2 separate regions of the Homo sapiens genome follow, and region 1 is linked to region 2. The links are chromatin loops, found by intact Hi-C in ENCODE. Cell type or tissue: PC-9. All regions are shown on one strand. Each heading gives the region's core, and the rest is flanking DNA. Links, peaks and the distances in the headings are about the cores only.

Evidence for each region. Peaks named below come from ENCODE experiments on the same cell type or tissue, not always from the same donor. Only the 100,000 strongest peaks of a DNase experiment are listed, where the experiment ranks them.
Region 1: it touches region 2 in a loop (5-fold over the local background); 1 of 110 quality-filtered maps calls a loop at or near these places.

What each region holds. Positions count from the first base shown.
Region 1 is chr6:15,281,441-15,289,046 of GRCh38, forward strand. All of the region lies in intron 1 of JARID2 (jumonji and AT-rich interaction domain containing 2), which reads left to right. Among named protein-coding and RNA genes, the nearest start is that of JARID2-AS1, 37 kb to the left of the region's middle. RefSeq lists enhancers at 1-113, 6,306-6,355, 6,376-6,425. In PC-9, for the core only: no CTCF peak of the experiment used is centred there; DNase peaks (open chromatin) are centred at 1,961 and 3,491; H3K4me3 peaks cover 931 bases; H3K27ac peaks cover 3,236 bases.
Region 2 is chr6:14,774,079-14,781,684 of GRCh38, forward strand. No RefSeq gene overlaps it. Among named protein-coding and RNA genes, the nearest start is that of JARID2-DT, 470 kb to the right of the region's middle. In PC-9, for the core only: no CTCF peak of the experiment used is centred there; a DNase peak (open chromatin) is centred at 3,613; H3K27ac peaks cover 1,305 bases.

The DNA of each region.
Region 1 (7,606 bases), core at 1,381-6,380, 510 kb after region 2:
TGAAGTCCCCTTATCTCCTATTGTACTGCCTTCCTCAAAAGTAAGCCATCAGTGGTTTGCACATCCTTCTAGCCTTTCTGTGTATTTACCTGCATACATGCATGTTTATGTAAACATACAGATGGGTTCCCCGCGTGGGGGGCCCCCCACTTCACTTGGGGCCTATTTATATAAATGGAATGTAAGGTTATGGCCTGTGATTTAGCTTTTTCTCACGTAACAATATCTCAAAGATCTTTCCATGCCATTCTATTTCATGCTGCAAGTAGCTGATAGGACTAGTGTACTGTAGTTTATTTAGCCACTTCCTTCTGATGACTTTCTTCCTAGAAGAGTCCTTGGCATTTAGGAGGCACTCAGTAGACCTTTAGGTTGTTCATGCTGTTTTGTTTGCTTTAAAACATTTCTGTCCATACACCTTTCAAACATATGGTAATATTAGCATATGATTGAATTGGAAGTGCAGGGTCCAGGGTATGTGCTCTGTGTGTGTGTGTGTGTGTGTGTGTGTGTGTGTGTGTGTGTTTGAGACAGAGTCTTGCTCAGTTGCCAAGGCTGGAGTGCAGTGGCATGATCTCAGCGAACTGTAACCTTTGCCTCCCGAGTTCAGACCATTCTTGTGTGGTAGCTGGGACTACAGGTGTGCAGTGCACCATCATGCTCGACCAATTTCTGTATTTTAAGTAGAGACCAGGTTTCACCATGTTGCCCAGGCTGGTCTTGAACTCCTGGTCTCAGGTGATCCGCCCACCTTGGCATCCCAAAGTGCTGAGATTACAGGCGTGAGCCACAGCGCCTGTCATGTGCTGTTTTAGAGTAGGAAGAAATTTTTTCCTTCCGAAAACCTTCAGCCAATCTACACACCCACTAACAGCATATGAGAGTCTTTATTTTCCTCCCTTCTTGCCAACACTTAGCATTATACAGCTTCTTTGGTTTTTGCTAATAAATATCACTCATCATTGTCTTAATTTGCATTTCTCTGTTCTCAGCCTTTTTCGTTGGTCTGTCAGCTGTCCATATTTTTTTTCTTCATAACTTTTATCCACTATTATATTGGGTTGTTGGTTTCTTTCTCTCTCTCTTTTGTTCTCTCTCTTTCTCTCTCTGTCTTTGTCTTTCTCTCTTTCTCTTTTGTCTCTCCCCCTCTCCTCTCTTTCTTCCTCTTCTCTTCTCTTTTCTTTCCTCAGTTTCGCTCTTGTTGCCCAGGCTGAAGTGCAATGGCGAGATCTCAGCTCACCGCAACCTCCACCTCCTGGGTTCCTATTCTCCTGCCTCAGCCTCCCAAGTAGCTGAGATTACAGGCATGCGCCACCATGCTCAGCTAATTTTGTATTTTTAGTAGAGACAGGGTTTCTCCATGTTGGTCAGGCTGGTTTTGAACTCCCGACCTCAAGTGATCGGTCCACCTCGGCCTCCCAAAGTGCTGGGATTACAGGCGTGAGCCACCCCGCCCGGTCTGATTGTTGGTCTTTTTCTTATGACTTTTTGTCAGAGCACTTCATGTTCCTGAAATCTATCTATCTATCTATTTTTTTATTTTTTTTATTTTTTTTGAGACGGAGTCTCACTCTGTTGCCCAGGCTGGAGTGTAGTGGCGCGATCTTGGCTCACTGTAAGCTCTGCCTCCCGGGTTCTTGCCATTCTCCTGCCTCAGCCTCCCGAGTAGCTGGGACTACAGGCGCCCGCCACCACGCCCGGCTAATTTTTTGTATTTTTATTAGAGACGGGGTTTCACCGTGTTAGCCAGGACGGTCTCGATCTGCCGACCTTGTGATCTGCCCACCTTGGCCTCCCAAAGTGCTGGGATTACAGGTGTGAGCCACTGCGCCCGGCCGTTCTGGTATTTATTGAATATGTCGCAAATATTGTCTCCTAGTCTGTCCTTTGTCCTTTAAGTATTTTTTTTTTTTTTTTTGAGATGGAGTCTCACTCTGTGGCTCAGGCTGGAGCACAATAGCGTGATCGCGGCTTACTGCAAGCTCCACCTCCTGGGTTCATGCCATTCTCCTGCCTCAGCCTCCCGAGTAGCTGGGACTACAGGCATGCACCAGCTACGCCCGGCTAATTTTCTTGTATTTTTATTAGAGACGGGATTTCACCGTGTTAGCCAGGACGGTCTCGATCTGCCGACCTTGTGCTCCGCCCGCCTGGGCCTCCCAAAGTGCTGGGATTACAGGCGTGAGCCACCGTGCCCGGCCATTCTGATATTTATTAAATATGTTGCAAATATTTTCTTCTAGTCTGTCCATTGTCCTTTAAGTATTTTTTTTTTTTTTTTTTGAGATGGAGTGTCACTCTGTTGCCCAGGCTGGAGTGCAGTAGCGCGATCACGGCTCACTGCAAGCTCCACCTCCTGGGTTCATGCCATTCTCCTGCCTCAGCTTCCTGAGTAGCTGGGACTACAGGCGCCTGCCACCATGCCCGGCTAATTTTTTTTGAATTTTTAGTAGAGATGGGGTTTCACCATGTTAGCCAGGATGGTCTCCATCTCCTGACCTCATAATCTGCCAGCCTCAGCCTCTCAAAGTGCTGGGATTACAGGCGTGAGCCACTGCATCCAGCCTCCTTTAAGTATGTTTATAGTGTTTTTTCTTTCATAGAAGTTTTAAATTTTTCTGTAGTTCAGTTTGGTTTTCTTTTATGGGTTTTATGTCTTTGCTTAGGAATGCTTCTGTGACGCCAAGAATACGAAAATGTTCTGAGAAATTATCTTTCTTTTTATTACCTCCCATTGAGCTAAACACCACCCTCCAGCTTGCACTCTCCCATCACCCTACCCACTAAATTGATATGGAATTTACTTCTCTGGAATCCTCAAAAATGATTTCTTCTTTCAGCCACATATTATGGATGTCTTAGGGTTTATTCCTGTTGAAGTCCCAAATGGTGTAATTTTTCAAGTCTTGGCATACATTGATTGTTATGTCCATCAGTATTCTGTGTTAAATAATGTTTTCATACATCCCATGGATATATAGGAAACAGCTCTGGGCTATACTCCAGAGTTCCCAGACTCAGGATCCACTTAAATAAAAATCTAGGTAAATTCCCTTTTAGTTTTATAATCCTTTTTTTTTTTTTTTTGAGACGAAGTCTTGCTCTTGTTTCCCAGGCTGGAGTGTAATGGCGCGATTCCGGGTTCCAGCGATTCTCCTGCCTCAGCCTCCCAAGTAGCTGGGATTACAGGCGCCTGCCAACACGCTTGGCTAATTTTTGTATTTTTAGTAGAGACGGGGTTTTACCATATTGGCGAGGCTGGTCTTGAACTCCTGACTTCAGGTGATCCACCCACCTCAGCCTCCCAAAGTGCTGGGATTACAGGTGTGAGCCACTGTGCCTGGCTGTTTTATAATCCTTCATAAGAAAGGACAAAATAAGGTTGAAAAAGAGTTAACATCCATTATGCTATTGTGTTTACTTTTGAAAGGCAGCAAACATAAAGCTAGGAGCTTGCCCTTCAACAAACAGCTTTAGTTGGGTCTGGTAGAGTCACCCTAAGAACTGGCTCTGCGCCCCTCACCTGGATTGCAGTCACTGCTTGCTCTCATCTGTTGTACATATTTAGCATTCATGAAATTTCTTTTAAATGATGTAACTGCTTTGAAAACATTTCAGAACAATTGCATTGAATTGAACTTTTGCATTAATGTGAGTCTTTCTGGGTTTTTTTTTTTTTTTTTTTTTGAAAGGAAGTCTTGCTCTTGTTCTCCAGACTGGAGTGCAATGGCACGATCTTGGCTCACTGCAACCTCCGCCTCTGGGGTTCAAGCGATTCTCTTGCCTCAGCCTCCTGAGTAGCTGGGATTACAGGCACCTGCCACCACGCCCAGCTAATTTTTGTATTTTTTGTTTGTTTGTTTTAGTAGAGACTGGGTTTTACCATGTTGGCCAGGCTGGTCTCCAACTGCTAACCTCAGGTGATCCGCCTGCCTCGGCCTCCTAAAGTGCTGGGATTACAGGCGTGAGCCACCGCGCCCAGCCGTCAGTGTACTTTAAGTATATTTTCATTATGCAATTAATTACAATATGGGAAGTCAGTTAACTAGGTTATTACTTTGTGAAGTAAAGTTAAACATCTGGTCATAGAATGACTTAAAAATGACAAATAAGGAAAAAAATACATATATATATATATAACATGAGGTAAAGTTAAACCCAGATAGAGGGTATCATTGCTTTCATGCGTGGACTTTGAAATTGCTTTTTATTCCTGAGACCTTTTCTAGTTCTCTAACATGTTCCCCAATAAACGAGGTTAGAGGATAACAATTCTAGAAAAGAAGGCAGCATCTCGTAAGTCATTCCACATTGCATACAGTAAGTGTGATTTCTAGCCATGCATCCTTTTAAAAAAATTCATCTTGCAATAAAAGAATTTGGAGAGCCTTTGGAATCTTGTATAAAGGAATTTTGCTGGCATAAAACATGCATTATGTATCACACTTGTATTTTAAAGCCCACTTGATGAAAGAGCAGCAGGTTGACAGTGGTTGACTCAACAACCTGCAATTTCTGATGTATAACTATGAGCAGTGGGATTATTCTTTGTAACTTGGTTATATGAAGTTTGAAGTTTTTCCTTTCAGTGCAGTGTTTCCTTTTTCTTGTTTGTTTGTTTCCTGAGTCTCACTCTGTCTCCCAGGCTGGAGTGCAGTAGCGCCATCTACAAGCCAATTGCTTGACTCTCCTTTGGGTGAGTGGCTAAGTAAGTTAACAAGTACAAACAACAGAAATGCTTTCTTTGAAAATGTGAGACTTCAATAATAGAATGTGAGTTAGAATAGCAATCTAATTTTATAATTGGAAGAATTCTTTTTTTTTTTTTTTGAGATGAAGTCTCACTTTGTCACCCGAGTTGGAGTGCAGTGGTGTGATCTCGGCTCACTGCAACCTCTGCTTCCCGGATTCAAATGATTCTCTGCCTCAGCCGCCCGAGTAGCTGGGATTACAGGTGCCCACCACCACACCCGGCTAATTTTTGTATTTTTACTAGAGACGGGGTTTCACCATGTTGACCGGGCTGTTCTTGAACTCCTGACCTCATGATCCACCCGCCTTGGCCTCCCAAAGTGCTGGGATTACAGGCATGAGGTACAGTGCCCGGCTCATTGCAGTGTTTCGATTGAAATTTTGCTGGCAGAGCGTGGTGGCTCACGCCTGTATTCCCAGCACTTTGGGAGGCCGAGACGGGCGGATCACGAGGTCAGGAGATCGAGAGCATCCTGGCTAACACGGTGAAACCCCGTCTCTAATAAAAATACAAAAAAAATTAGCTGGGTGTGGTGGCAGGCGCCTGTAGTCCCAGCTACTTGGGAGGCTGAGGCAGGAGAATGGCGTGAACCCGGGAGGCAGAGCTTGCAGTGAGCCGAGACCATGCCACTGCACTCCAGCCTGGGCGACAGAGCGAGACTCCATCTCAAAAAAAAAAAAAGCGCCTCTTAATAGAAGGTAATAGGAATAACAGCCATCCATATTACAACTGCTGCCTCTTTCCCATTGTCAGAAAAATAATAAATACAAAATTAGCTGGCTGTGGTGGCAGGCGCCTGTAATCCCAGCTACTCCGGAGGCTGAGGCAGGATAATCTTGAACCTGAGGCTTGAACCTGGGAGGCGGAGGTTGCGGTCAGCCCAGATGGCGTCATTGAACTCCAGCCTGGGCAACAAGAGTGAAACTCTCATCTCAAAAAAAAAGAAAACACAAACAAACAAACAAACAAAAAAACCCCTCTTGATCCTTTCTTTCCTTGTTCTCTAATCATAGGTTCTTTTTCCTAAAAGTGCTTTTGCAATCGGGTGAAATGTGTGACCCCTTCTTAAAATATTTCCAAATACTTTTTTAAGTAAAATACCCAGGATTACAGAGGGGACCCATGACATTGAAATATAGCCATCAAAATGATAAAGAACAAATTTGTGATATGGTAATATGTTTCTTTGTCCTTTGTTGAATAACAAGTCCTCATAGTGGGTCTAATTATTGTAATTTTAAAATAATGATGTTATTTCAAGATAATCTGCAACCACTGTAAATCAGTATAAGAGTATTTGCAATTTTTTGTGTTGATACCAAACTCACACAGAATTACATTTTTGGTGTGTGGCGTATATTCAAAATATAAGGGAATGTTACATTTCAGCAAGAGATTGGTGAAAGTGAATATGGGACTGTTTCCCTATTCAAGTTCACAGACTTCAGAACCTCTGAGAATCTCTTTTCCTTCTTCCTGCAGTTGCTGCCTTTGTCTGGAGCTATCCCACTGTTGTCAGGGGAGTCTTACCTTGGCCTTAGCTTCGGTGTCATTTCCTCGAGGAGACATGTCTAGGTTAGGAGCCCATGTTAAACATGCCCATAGCTGCACCCTCTACTCATTTCAGCACTTTGAATCATGGACATTTATGAAAAGCATTGTATAATACCCACTTCCCCATTTGTGAGCTCTGTGAGCTTTCGGGGTGTGGTGACTGTTTCTGCCCCATTTACCGTTGATCTGCCAGTACCTAGCACAGTGTCACAGGCAGCCTTTGAATACTTGTATCTTGGATGACACAAATAGCAGTTGAGGCAGATGGAACAAAGCTTGTGAGAAAAGCTCAGGAGGTGTGACAGTCCCAAAGAGTGACCACCACGGCAAAGGGGAAGGCACATTGGTGGTATGGTGGCATATTAGGCCATTCTTGGATTGCTCTAAGGAATACCTCAGATTGGGTAATTTATAAAGAAAAGAGGTTTAATTGGCTCTTAGTTTGCAGGCTGTACACAAAACATGGCTGCTTAGCTTCTGGGGAAGCCTCTGGGAGTTTTTGCTCATGGCAGAAGGTGGGAGGGGTGGGAGCAGGCACCTCACATGGTCAGGAGGTGGGGGTTGGAGAAAAGGGGAGATGCCACACAATTTTTAAACACCCAGATATCACAAGAACTCTCATTCACGATTGCTAGGACAGCACCAAGCCATGAGGGATCCACCCCTATGACCCAGACACTTCCTGCCAGGCCCTGTCCCCCAACACTGGACATTACATTTCAACATGAAATTTGAGTGGGGACAAATATCTGAACTATATCAAGCGAGTGCCCAACGTTATTACTTGTTTGTCTGAATCTTTGCAGTGGAATATAAGATCCACAAGGGTGGGATTTTATATGTTAGCTGTTTATAGTTTATATGAAGATAGTCTGATTGTTTCTCAGTGGCTCACACATAGTAAGTGGCCAGTATGTTTCACATGTATTATATCAGTGTGTACTTTATTCAGGCCTCAGCTTGATCCTTTGCAAAAATGAGGGAGTTCCCTCCTAAGACCCCTTTGAGCTTCTATTGAAGTCTTTTTCTTCTCTCTACAGTTAAAGGAGATCTTATTGTAGGGCATAACTAGGCCCTGTGGGGTTACAATGGTGAATCTTACTTGGATTTTGCCTCCTGGCGAGGTGAAGAAGGGTCTACCCTTAAAGCAGCTAGTAAGCTCTGGTACCCAAGCCGGAGATGAGTCAGCTTCTCTCGTTAGTGAGCAGTGGATAGTGGAGCTCAGACTGAGGGACTGGGGGCAAGGAGCAGGGGTGGTTGTCCAAGCCACGGAGGGAGGAGAAGTGTCACCACTGGGGA
Region 2 (7,606 bases), core at 1,189-6,188:
CGGGCGGATCACCTGAGGTCGGGAGTTCGAGACCTGCCTTGACCAACATGGAGAAACCCCGTCTCTACTAAAAACACAAAAATTAGCCAGGCGTGGTGGCGCATGCCTGTAATCCCAGCTACTCAAGAGGTTTAGGCAAGAGAATCGCTTGAACCCGGGAGGCGGAGGTTGCGGTGAGCCAAGATCACGCCATTGCATTCCAGCCTGGGCAACAAAAGCGAAACTCCGTTTCAAAACAAACAAACAGAAAATTGACTTACCTATTTGTCAATCTTTATTCCTTCCAAAATTTCTGTAGTTCTTGGGGAAAAAAAATCCAACTAGAATTTTGATTTGAGAGTGCATTGAGATGATAAACTAATTTGGGAAGAGCTGCAATCTTTATAACATTGAATTATTCATCCAAGGACACAATATTTATTGATATCATGTTCTATGCCTCCTATAAAAGTTTTAAAATATTTTTCCAGAGAAGTCCGATATAATCTTGATCAAAGAAATTCCTAAATATTATATAGTTTTTGTTACTATTAGGGAAGTTATTTTTTATTATATATTCTGGATAATTTTATTGTAAAAAGAGCAGTATGGCAGAGCAGGAACTGAAATTTTCATTTTGTCTAAGTTAATTATTCCTTCCCGCTAACAAGAGAAGAAGGTCTTCCTGAGCTGAGCTCTGCCAGGAGAAGAAAAGTTGACTTTTCTCCCTGCCTTTCCCCTTCCTTCAGTCAGTGATCCCCACCTAACCTTCAATGTTTAAAACCATTCCTGGCCGGGCGCGGTGACTCACGGCTGTAATCCCAGCACTTTCGGAGGCCGAGACAGGCGGATCACCTGAGGTCGTGAGTTCGAAACCAGCCTGACCAACATGGAGAAACCCCCATCTCTACTAAAAATACAAAAAATTAGCCAGGCATGGTGGTGCATGCCTGTAATCCCAGCTACTCGGGAGGCTGAGGCAGGAGAATCGCTTGAACCTGGGAGGCAGAAGTTGCAATGAGCAAGATCACGCCATTGCACTCCAGCCTGGGCAACAAGAGTGAGACTCCGTCTCAAAAACAAACACAAAAACAAAACAAAACAACAACATAAAACCATTCCTGATTGAGAACCGTTAGGTTAGAAACATAACATCAAACTGTAAAATTTACAGTGACATTCAGCTGGATTTTAAAAACCAACTCCTTCATTCATATTTCTCACTCTCACTTCGATTTCCCCCCTTTTATTCCATAGTCCTTTTTACTAAGTCTCAGTGCATGGAGTACCCTCTCCTTCCCTCTGCAAATTCCACCCCTCTTAACCAGGAAAGGAGTTCTGCACCTTGGATTCCCACTTGCTTCTTACAAATGCCTCAACTTTGGTGGGACTGAGTGGAGGTTTGAGGCATGAGCAGAGTAGGGATGAGCTCCAGTTCTGTAAATGAAAACAACATTGGGTGCCCAATTCCAATTTAATATCTTAATTTACTCTAAGAGCACTCTGGCTAACTCCCAACTGGTTTATTTGGAAATTGCAAAGAACACCTTGCCAAGTCAAGCATTAATTTCCCTTGGAAACACCACAATGTAATCTCATGTGAAGAAAGAATATCCCTAGAGTCTCTGTGACTTTGACCATCCCCCTTCATGAGCTGTGGCATGATAGTATGACGGAGCTGTTTACTCTTTCCTGGGCCTGATACAACCTGTGACAGTCATCACACTAGCTATAAGTGACTCTCTTTCTGCCATCTCCAGCTCTCATTAAGTTTTTTTCTGGTTTGTTTTGTATAGATGCCAGAGTCTTTGAATAGATAGGGTGAGTGTGAAGAAGCAAGGACAGTTTATCCTACCAGAATCCCTTTCCTGACCCTTGGATCACAATTGAAACTTGTGATTGTCTTAGTCCATTTTCTGCTGCTATAAAAATATACCACAAACTGCATAATTTACAAAGAAAATAGATTTATTTCTCAGAGTTCTTAAGACTGGTAAGTCCAAGAGCATGGTGCTGACATCTGGTAGGGATCATTCTATTGTGAAAAGCATCACATGATGAACAAGCATATGAGATGGGAGAGAGGAAATCAGGCCAAGCTCATCCTTTTCTCGGGAGCCACTCCCACAATAACTAACCCAGTCTTATGATACCTGCACCAACCCACTGATGAAGACAGAGCCCTCATGAGCGAATCACCTCTTAGAGACCTCACCTCCCAATAATGTTACATTGACAACTAAATTTCAACAAGAGTTTTGACAGGGACATTCAAACCACAGCAGTGATCCAAACCTTTCTTTCTCCGTGCCAGTCCAAGATCAACCTAAAAAAAGACTACCTGTCCTGTAGATACATTTCGTTGGGTTTAGAGAGCTGGTGGTGGGAGTACAAACCACTGCACAGTCCGAGTTATCAAAATGAGGTTTAGTTGTAGGGGAAGTGGATTGTTGACAGTCTTATCAAATTCCCAGGCATTTGCCTGTAAAATGAGATCACTCTAAACCTGGAGAACATTTCACTTGCAGAAGACATTACTCCCCCATTCATTTGTAACTATTTTGTGTCCTGTGCCTTCTATTGGAACTTTTCTCCCTGCCTTTCCCCTTCCTTCAATCAGTGATTCCCACCTAACCTGCAATATTCAAAACCATTCCTGATTGAGAACCACTGTTAGAAACACAACATCAAACTGTAAAATTTACAGTGACATTCAGCTGGATTTTAAAAACCAACTCCTTCAGGGCCCTTTCTATGTCCCTGTTTTCACAACAGAATTTATCACTTTCTTCCCTAAATCTCTGTGTGGTGTTCCTGGGCAAACACATCCATCATACCCAATTAGGCAAAAACAGACAAGAAAATCCAATTCTCTCCTCTTTCCTTCCTCCTTTATACTGAACTGCGACTAAAAGCAGCACTCACTATTAGTGATACTAATTTGGTACTTAATTATCCTCAGGCTTCTGTCTTCCCCTAAATCTGTTCACCCTTTACCTCTGCACTTTGTCACCAATAACTGACTAGAAGCTCCATATGAAAGACCCGTACCTGGGCCAGGCGCAGCGGCTCACGCCTGTAATCCCAGCACTTTGGGAGGCCGAGGCAGGTGGATCACCTGAGGTCGGGAGTTCGAGACCAGCCTGACCAACATGGAGAAACCCCATCTCTACTAAAAATACAAAATTAGCCGGGCATGGCGGTGCATGCCTGTAATCCCAGCTACTCAGAAGGCTGAGGCAGGGGAATCACTTGAACCTGGAGGCGGAGGTTGCGGTGAGCCGAGATCGTGCCACTGCACTCCAGCCTGGGCAACAAGGGCAAAATTCCGTCTAAAAAAAAAAAAAAAAAAGAAAAAAAGAAAGACTCATACCTGCTCGATTCCTCCTGGTCTCTCCCGACACAGTGGTACAGACTTAATAGCTCTCAGTACCTATTGGGGTGAACTAACTAGCTGACTCCACTTCTGACACTTCCATACAGATCTGGGGAGTGACGGCAAACCTCCACTTCAAACCTGGTTTCTTGAGCAAGCCATTTTATTTATGGACAGGACACCAGGGGCACAGTGAGTGTTTACATGTGTATTTTAAGTCAGCATGACTGTGCGATTCCTGTATCTCCTGGGTGTTGCCTTTTCTCTTTAAAGACGGCATTCCTGCTTCACATTTTACTGTCACGTAAGACATACTCTAGCCTCTATAATGGGTGCCGAGAAGTGGATATTGTAGCCCCAAGGGTTTTTAAGCCCCCTGATGAACACATCATTACGCATTCACAACGGTAAAGTGCATTGTTAGGTTTTCAGCAGCCTGCAAGAGAGACCCTGCTGAGCAGGATGGAGAAAGTTGCGGCAATTAATTGGTAGAGTTGAATTGTTAACATTCTCTCAGTGTTCCCAGCACAGGGCTCTTGACTGGCTTGCTGGAGAAAATAACTGGGGGTGGGAGAGAATGAAGGGTGGAGTAGAGGAGAAACAAACTCTCATTAAAACCCCAATCAAGCCATTTTAGCACTTTTTTTTTTTCCACAAGGCATTTCCTTTGAATCTAGAATGCTATACTTGTTGAACGCTATTATCATAACAAATCGCTGCTCTTTCCTAAAACTTGAAATTATTTGCTTTCCTTGGGAGATTTTTGTGTAGGGTGTGTATTGGGAAGCTCATATGCTGGATTCCCAAGAGGATATATGTTTGCACTACAGTCTCTGACAATATGCAATTCTGTACAGGTACACACATATGTAGGTATATTGTGATACCAAGACAAGTGTGCTATAACAGAACAGGGACTCCTATCATAACATGTTCCAAGTTGTGTCCATTTCTTTCTCCTCTTTGGAGTATTGGGCTGAAAGAGAAATGGGTATTTCTCAAAAATGATCTGGCGAGTGCCCAGAAAACCTTTTCGCATATAAAGGTTGCTGTCATAGTGGACGCTGGTGACAGTGCGTGCACAGGTCTTCTTTCCAGAGCTCCCTTCCACTCCTGCCTTGGTCACAGGGAGCTCCCGGTAGCCATGCCTGTTCAACACGGCCCCATACTCCGAGCCATGTTGACTGGGACCAGAGTGAGCACCAGACGCGTGCCAGACCAGTGAGAATCTCAAATTCCAGACCCCAGGACTTTGGAATAGCAAGAGGTAGACACTAAGGTGTGTGTTTTCTATCAGATAGACTGAGGGGCAGATAAAGTCATCCAGCTAAGAGAAGAAAGGAGAATAATACAAAAACAGATAGAAAAGGGAGATGGAGAGAGAGTGCTGCCTACGTGCCCAATGGAGCATCCTGTCTCTAGGGCTGACCTGTCCAGCTGACGTCCGCATTCATGGATTAAGGACCTTTCCGCTGATGTTCAGGAATGAAAAAGAAAAGCCAGGAAAGAAAATCCCCACTGAGAATCCTAAGAAGTAAATCTTCATCTTGAAGAGAAACATTCCTATGCCTCCTACATTATTTCTACCTCCTCCAGCAGCAAATTTCTAGCAACAAAACGTATCATCAAACACATCTTATTCAGGGACAAGTGTCAGTGTGTTGTTGTCATGATTAAATTTGACTCATAGGTACTCAAAGATTTCATGTGCTATATATTTATCTACTTCTGTTATTGAGAAACTTGGAGGAAAAGACTAACTCTGTGTACAAACTCAATGCATCCCTAAATATCGATATTTTGTAGAGGTGGGGTAATTTTTACGGCATTGAAAGAACTGCCTACCCCCAAACATCCCCTACCCTTCCTAGTCAATGTGTTGCTATTTATAAATTCCATTGTTATAGTCATTCTTCTATATTAATGAGTCCTGTCCTCTGTTTTCAAAAATTTTCTTTTAAGACGTAAATATCATGTAGAAGATTTTACACACTAAACCCGTAACACAATAGCATGAATTCACTCATCAGATTAGTTAGTTGGTATTTTAAAAGCCTGAGGATCAAGGTTAACAGATGGTAATCTTTAATGGGCAAGAAAACAGATTTCTCTCACGTTGGAGAGAATTACTGGGTCTCTGTGTATGTGTGAGGGTCTATTGGTGCCGCATAGTGAACACGACCCTATTCCTCCCTCAAGAAGCTCAAAGTTAAGTGGAACTGGGGCAGCCAGATGTATAATAACTGCAATACCTTGCAGTATCTGCACTAATTGAGCTGTGTACTTGATACAGTAGTAGCATGTGGATGGCACAAGGGGAAGGGTATGGAGTTTCATAGATGAGATGCAGCTTAAGCTGGGCCTTGAGCATGGGGAAAAGTCCATGAAGTGGATGTTCCTTCCAGGCAGAGACACCAGCCTGGGCACACAGGTGGCACGCTAAGGGGAACTGCAATATAGGATTTGATGTGGCTTTCCATCAAACAGAAGGAAGGAGGGCCTGGAAGGATTGAATTAAATTGTTATTGGGACTGGATCATAAAGGCCTTGCTATGGTTTGAATGTTTGTCTTCTCTGAAACTCATATTGAAACTTAATCCTCAATGTAACAGTATTAAGAGGCGGGGACTTTAAGAGATGATTGGATCATGAGACCTCCCAATCTTGGACTTCCCAGACTCTAGGACTGTAAGAAATAAACCTCTTTGCTTTAGAAATTACACAGTCTCAAGCATTCTGTGATAGCAACAGAAAATGAACTAAGACATGCTCTTGACACATATCAAGATATTATATTTTTTAAAAAATACAATCCTTGGAAGCTTTGCTAACTCTAACAGGCTACCTGCTGGCCAAGATCAAATACACAGAGCCAATAGGAACTACCAAGGAGGTTGCTTCTGAATTCTCACAAACAGTGTAAGCAGAGGCCTGCCCAAGGGAAAACCAATATGGCTCTTTCTCTCAGCCTTTCTGAGACCTGGCCCCTGAGCCCCAGGGTGACAAATGCTTTCTCAAGAGTATTCCTTTCTTTTATTTTGTTTTGATGATTTACAGGGCTTATCAAAAATGTGCATGACTTCCTATTTACAACACTTGTAACCCTATCTCCAAAACAGACTGACATTTAGATAGTTTTAAGATTAATACTTAAAGATTTCTCTGCATTTAAACTCTACTGATTAACTCATTCAGGCATGCTAAGGTCCACCTGTGTGCAATGCTATCTATGCCTATGTCTCGAAACATAGCAAAATTTATGTTAGTTAAGGTAAAAAGCTCCCTGGTTTTGCTCATAATCAAAGGATCATTTAGGGCCATTCCAAATCAATCTCTGTCATGCATTTTTAAAAAAGAAAAAAAATCAAAGGATTTTTTTTTAAAGCAAGGGACACCATAAACAAAGCGAACAAACAACATATTGGAAGAAGATATCTGCAATGTGAAAACTGACAAGGGACTACGATCTAGAATACATACAAGGAACTCCTGCCAGCCTACAAGATTGGGGCAGCCATTCTGGAAAGAATCTGGCAGCACTCAGCCAACATAAGGATGGACGTATGCTATGACCCAGCAATCCTGTCCCTGAGACACAGGGCATCCCTGTATGCCGCTAATTCCTAGGGATTCTCCCATAAGTCAAGGGGAACATGTATAAGGATGTTCATGGCAGCACTTGTGTAATGGGGAGTTGGAGGCAGTCCAGGGCCTCATCACTGCAGAAGCAGATGAGACAGCAGAGGAGCACAGGCTGGAGTACTATACAGCAGCGAGAAGACACCACCTCCTCCCCACACGTAGCAACACACATCACGACAACATGCCGGGCAGAAAAAGTGAGAAGCAGAAGGAGGTTGTTTGTGTACCATATTCGTAAATGCAAAACACGTTTACAATACATCTTACAAGAATACAGGCAAATAAAATACTACAAACAAACGTGTTAAACTGGTTACCTACAAAGAGGACAAAAATAGAGGTGGGGATGAGAATAAAAGCAAAGCCTGAAAACAAAGGAGGGCCTTGAAGAAATCAAAGGTTAGAGTGTGCTGTGGCCTGGACTTCTGCATCTGAGGGTTAAAAACAAACACAACAGGGACAGGGAAGCCACTAGCCATAAGGTCCTTGAGGGGAGGGTGCAATGAGCTCCTCTCTAAATCCCTAACAGGACCCAGTACTCTGTCCCATCTTTAGGCAACGCCTACTTTTTGAACAATGGATATTTGATTGGTCAATATTTAACAAATG